2 separate regions of the Homo sapiens genome follow, and region 2 is linked to region 1. A link is an interaction called in ENCODE POLR2A ChIA-PET data of the cell type or tissue named here. Cell type or tissue: GM12878. All regions are shown on one strand. Each heading gives the region's core, and the rest is flanking DNA. Links, peaks and the distances in the headings are about the cores only. Region 1 overlaps NINJ2 (ninjurin 2). Region 2 overlaps WNK1 (WNK lysine deficient protein kinase 1).

What was found. ChIA-PET counts read pairs that join two places held together with the same protein. Peaks named below come from ENCODE experiments on the same cell type or tissue, not always from the same donor. Only the 100,000 strongest peaks of a DNase experiment are listed, where the experiment ranks them.
Region 2: POLR2A ChIA-PET joins it to region 1 with 12 read pairs; 5 of 35 experiments call an interaction of 5 or more read pairs at or near these places.

The regions. Positions count from the first base shown.
Region 1 is chr12:657,891-660,812 of GRCh38, reverse strand. All of the region lies in intron 1 of NINJ2 (ninjurin 2), which reads left to right. Among named protein-coding and RNA genes, the nearest start is that of NINJ2, 4.1 kb to the left of the region's middle. In GM12878, for the core only: no CTCF peak of the experiment used is centred there; a DNase peak (open chromatin) is centred at 1,543.
Region 2 is chr12:775,786-778,707 of GRCh38, reverse strand. All of the region lies in intron 1 of WNK1 (WNK lysine deficient protein kinase 1), which reads right to left. Among named protein-coding and RNA genes, the nearest start is that of WNK1, 25 kb to the right of the region's middle. In GM12878, for the core only: no CTCF peak of the experiment used is centred there; no DNase peak of the experiment used is centred there.

The DNA.
Region 1 (2,922 bases), core at 126-2,625:
ATTTTCATATTTTTAGTAGAGACAGGGTTTCATCATATTGGCCAGGCTAGTCTTGCACTCCTGACCTCAAATGATCCACAAGCCTCGGCCTCCCAAAGTGCTGGGATTACAGGTGTGAGCCACCATAGCTGGCCATCTTTATAGTTTCAGTATTCATTAGAAAGAGCATAACAGGGCCGGGCTAGGTGGCTCACGCCTGTAACCCCAGCACTTTGGGAGTCTGAGGTGGGCGGATCACGAGGTCAGGGGTTGCAGACCATCCTGGCCAACATAGTGAAACCCTGTCTCTACTAAAAATACAAAAATTAGCTAGGCGTGGTGGTGTACGCCTGTAGTCCCAGCTACTCAGGAGGCTGAGGCAGGAGAGTTGCTTGAACCTGGGAGGCAGAGGTTGTGGTGAGCGGAGATCGTGCCACTGCACTTTTGAGACTCTGTCTCAAAAAAAAAAAAAAGAAAAGAAAAAAGAAAGAAAGCATAACAACTTATCAGACCTGTGATTCCTTTTTTTTTTTTTTTTTTTTTTAACAGACAGGATCTTGCTGTGTCACACAGGCAGGAGTGCAGTGGTGCAATCTTGGCTCACTGCAGCCTTAACCTCCTGGGCCCAAGTTATCCTCCTGCCTCAGCCTCCTAAATAGCTGGGACCACACATGTGCACTACCATGCCCAGCTAATTTTTTTTTTCTTTTTTTAGTGATTGGGGTCTCACTGTATTGCCCAGGCTGGTCTCTAACTGCTGGTCTCAAGTGATCTTCCTGTCTTGGCCTCCCAAAGTGTTGGGATTACAGGCATGAGCCACATGTCCAGGCAATTCCAACATTTTTATTGCTTAGGATGAGCCTCAAGTAAGTGGCAGGAAGTTTTTTGACACCTTTATACAGTCCTTGCACATGACCTGGGCATACCCTCAATGTCTTAGTAACTGTTTCTGTCTGACCTGTTCAGAAGTACGGCAGCCCTGGGTGACATGGATCACAGGTGTGTGTGCCCGCACCTACTACTGCACTGAGACGTTGAAACCCTGAACATGGCACAACTGAAGTTTGGGAAACTCTAATCTAAAATAACATTAACTTGAGCCTCTATAATCAATGTTGCAAATGTATCTCCAGGTCAAGACCTGTGAGACTGGGATGGGTAGCAGCAGCACAGCTGGCTGTGAAGAGTGGCGCACAGCACTCAGGGCAGGTGGCCTCCACCAGCTGGATGCCTGGAGCTGCTCCTTCTGTTCTATGGCCTGTGGCTGTGGCCTCCAAGCCTCTGCCCTTCTCCCTGCCTTCACTGGTAGCCCTGCCAGGGAGCTAAGCCTGCGCATCTCCCAGAGTCTGGATGTGTGAAAGGTTGAGGATAATCCCTTTCTTCCCCTTCGAGCCAGTGTTGCAACCCTACCCCCAAGTACAGAGTTTAAGCCCCTAGCCTGGCTCCTTCCCAAAATGCAGCTCCTCTTGGGCTTCCAGATTCCCCAGGCAGATCCAGTTATTGGCCCCTTTTTTTCCACCTGTGCTGCATGTTGATGGAAATGTGAAGATGATCTGCCAAAAGAGGAACTAAGACTTGTCCAAACCGAATGCAAATTCAGTATAGCTCAGGTTAAGTAGAGCGAGATACAGATAGAATGAGATGGGAGTGGAGGTAAAAACACTTATGAATAGAAGAAGGTCTATAGGCAAAGTACTCTGGGAGTGTTTTTGTTTGTTTGTTTGTTTTATTGTTTTTAAAGACATATATATATATAAGCAGTTATATATTATATATATATTATATATAATATATAATAGCAGTTATATATAGAGAGAATAGCAACTATATATGTAATAGCAGTTTTAGGTTCATGGCAAAATGGAGAAGGAAGGCCAGAGATCTCCCATATAGCCCCTTGCCCCACATGCATAGACTCCCCATTATCAACTTCCTCCACCAAAATGGTACATTGTTTTTTTACAACCGATGAGCCTTACATTGACACATCATTATGACCCAAAGTCTACAGTTTACATGAGGGTTCACTCTTGGTGTTAAACATTCTATGCGTAATAACATGTTTCCACCGCTATAGCATAGTATAGTATAGCATAGCATAGCATTAGCATAGCATAGCATAGCATAGCATAGCATAGCATAGCATAGCATAGCATAGCATAGCATAGCATAGCATAGCATAGCATAATAGAGAAGTTTCACTGCCCTAAAAATCCTCTGCATTCTGCCTCTTCATTGCTCCTTCCCCTCTGAACCCCTAGCAATGACTGACTTTTTGTTTTGCCTTTTCCAGAGTGTCACATAGCTGGAATCATACAATATGTAGCCTTTTCAGATTGCCTTCTCTCACTCAGTAATGGCACTGAAGTTTCCTCCATCTCTTTTCATGGCTTGATAGCTCATTTCTTTTAAGTACTGAATAATATTCCAGTGTCTGGATGTACTACTGTTTATTTTATTCACCTACCGAAGGACATCTTGGTTGCTTCCAAGTTTTGGCATTACGTATCATTCTGTATAAAGCCACTCAGCTGGGCGCAGTGGCTCACACCTGTAATCCCAGCACTTTGGGAGGCCGAGGTGAGTGGATCACTTGAGGTTAGGAGTTCGAGACCAGCCTGGCTATCGCTAACATGGTGAAACCCCACTTCTACTAAAAATACAAAAATTAGCCAGGCATGGTGGCAGGTGCTTGTAATCCCAGCTACTCGGGAGGCTAAGGCAGGAGAATCGCTTGAACCCGGGAGGCGGAGGTTGCAGCCAGCTGAGATCGCACCACTGCACTCCAGCCTGAGTGACAGAGTGAGACTCTGCCTCAAAAAAAAAAAAAAAAAAAAAAAAAAAAGCCTGTGTAGGTTTTTGTGTAAACACAAATTCTGAATTCATTTGGGAAGATACCAAGGATTGCAATTGCTGGATCATATGGTAAGAGTGTGTTGAGTT
Region 2 (2,922 bases), core at 310-2,809, 120 kb before region 1:
TAATGAATGTTAGCACGATAGATATTTCCTTCCAATTTCTACGAATGACTTTAAAAAAAAAAAAAAAAAAGATCATTGGCCGGGCACGGTGGCTCACACCTGTAATCCCAGCACTTTGGCAGGCTGAGGCAGGTGGATCAGTTGAGGTCAGGAGTTTGAGGCCAGCCTGGCCAACATGGTGAAAGCCTGTCTCTACTGAAAATATAAAAATTAGCCAGGCGTGATGGCATGCCTGTAATCCCAGCTACTCGGAAGGCTGAGGCAGGAGAACTGCTTGAACCCGGGAGGTGGAGGTTGCAGTGAGCCAAGATGGCGCCACTGCACTCTAGCCTGGGTGACAGGGTGAGACTCCGTCTCAGAAAAAAAGAAAGAAAAAGGAAAAGACGAAAAAAAAATTAATAATAAAAAATTTAAAAAGAGAATTTTACATAAATTTCAAGATTTTCAATGCCTTTTAAAACTAAAACATCAAACCACAATCACAGGTATTAAAATTCTAAACATTCAGTAGTATAAGGGAGTAGCCTTCTTCTGGTTTCCCACAGGTCAAGTAAACAGTTTAAGCACAATTTAACCCTAATTATAAGCAAAAAGGTGAAATTGCTTAGGTTGGTAAATGAGCCCTTTTAGGTGAGAATATCATCATTTAAATCATTTAAGTAACCAGGACTCAGCTACTACTTATAGATTTGATAGCTAGAGCACTAAATACAAAGTGAGGTTTAAAGTCTTTCTAAAGTAACAAGGCATCCACTGCCAAAGTTTTGGATTATGTTTTAGAGTCACATTTACCGCATGAAGCTTGTGTTTAATATGACGAATCTACCATATCTGAACAGCAAACAAACACAGATGATAAATACTGTAAACTGTTGGAAGTCAAACACTGTAAAGTTTCCTGAGTCTGTGGTAAGTTATTTTTCTTAAATAGCTACCATGTAGCTATTGATGTGTTTCACTGAGCAACTACAGTGAATTTTAATAGATACTATTTACCACTTGTCATTTCATGAAAAATACCAGGAGCTTTGCTTTCACTGTTTCTCTTCAAATGCTTCCCAGTTCATAATATACTAGTACTTAAGAAATTACATAGCTGAATTATGTTCCATGGTAGATCATATCTAGCTCTATCTCAAAATTCTAGCAGACTACGTTTGGTCCAAAGTAACACAAGTGCCTAACTCTATGACAAAATCATATCTTTCACATAAAAACAAATCTAATTCTTTAGCTACTTAAAAATTCCAGGCTGGGCGCGGTGGCTCACACCTGTAATCCCAGCACTTTGGGAGGCCGAGGCAGGCACATCACTACCTCAGGAGAATGAGACCATCCTGGCCAACATGGTGAAACCCTGTCTCTACTAAGAATACAAAAATTAGCTGGGCGTGGTGGCGTGCACCTGTAGTCCCAGCTACTGAGGAGGCTGAGGCAGAATTCCTTGAACCCAGGAGGCGGAGGCTGCAGTGGGCCAAGATCGCACCACTGCACTCCAGCCTGGTGACAGAGCGAGACTCCATCTCAAAAAAAAAAACAAAAAAAAAAACAAAAAAAATCCCTCCAAATGAAAAAAAGCACAGATGCTGACTAATTTTATCCAATAAGAAAAGTAACTAAAAAGTTAACACTGCACATCATGGAATGAGTTTAAATATACACATAATTCTCAATAAATCACAGAATAGTAACAATAAAGGGACCAAGAGGTCATTTAGTACAGTCTTTTTATCTTCAACACTTCTGAATGAATAGCTACTCTGTGTGAATAAGTCTTTGTAAACACTAGTCAGTTATTATGACTCAAACATAGCACTATGGGTCAATTCTCTATAGTTCACATTCTAATTTATAATAAATCTTAATTTTCTTTTACTGTCTTCTTGGAAGTCCTTGGACAACCATACAATGCAACTTCTCTCCCAAAGCACCAGCCCAGGTACAAACACCACGCAGAGCAAGAACACATTAAGATCTGGGCCAGGCGCGGTAGCTCACACCTGTAATCCCAGCGCTTTGGGAGGCCAAGGCGGGCAGATCACGAGGTCAAGAGAGCAAGACCATCCTGGCCAACATGGTGAAACCCTGTCTCTCCTAAAAATACAAAAAATTAGCCAGGCACGGTGGCACGCACCTGTAGTCCCAGCTACTCGGGAGGCTGAAGCAGAAGAATCGCTTGAACCTGGGAGGTGGAGGTTGCAGTGAGCCAAGATTGCGCCACTGCACTCAGCCTGGGGATAAAGCGAGACTCCATCTCAAGAAACACACACACACACACACACACACACACACACAAACACACAAACACACACAGAGATCTGACTTTAACTTCACATTTTTAAAATGTAACAACAAACAGCAGCTTGAAAACTGAAAAAGGCCACAGTGTCTCACACCTGTAATCCCAGCACGTTGGGAGGCTGAGGCAAAGGATCACTTGTGGCCAAGAGTTGGAGACCAGCCTGAGCAACATAGCTTGACCCCATCTCTACAAAAACTTTTAAAAATTAGCCAGGCATGGTGGTACATGCCTGTAGTCCCAGCTACTCGGGAGGCTAAAGGGGAAGGACTGCTTGAGCCCAGGAGTTCAAAGCTGCAGTAAGCCATGATCCTGCCACTTCACTCCAGTCTGGGCCACAGAATGAGATCCTGTCTTTATTGTCTTTGGGGTCACAGACAACCTGAGCTATTAGTTTTAACGTGCACTACAAGGTAATCATAAAGTTTGAAGAGAAGCATGCTCAGCTTTTAAAACAAAAATGAAAAACAAACAAACAAGAATGATCTAGGCTCCACTGCCACTTCTACGTTTGTTGAACACAAGCTTGGCAAATTACTTCATTTCAGTCTCTTCACCCTGTAAAATGGGACTGATACCTCATTCAGGTGACATAAGAATATATGACACAAGAATAAAAGAGA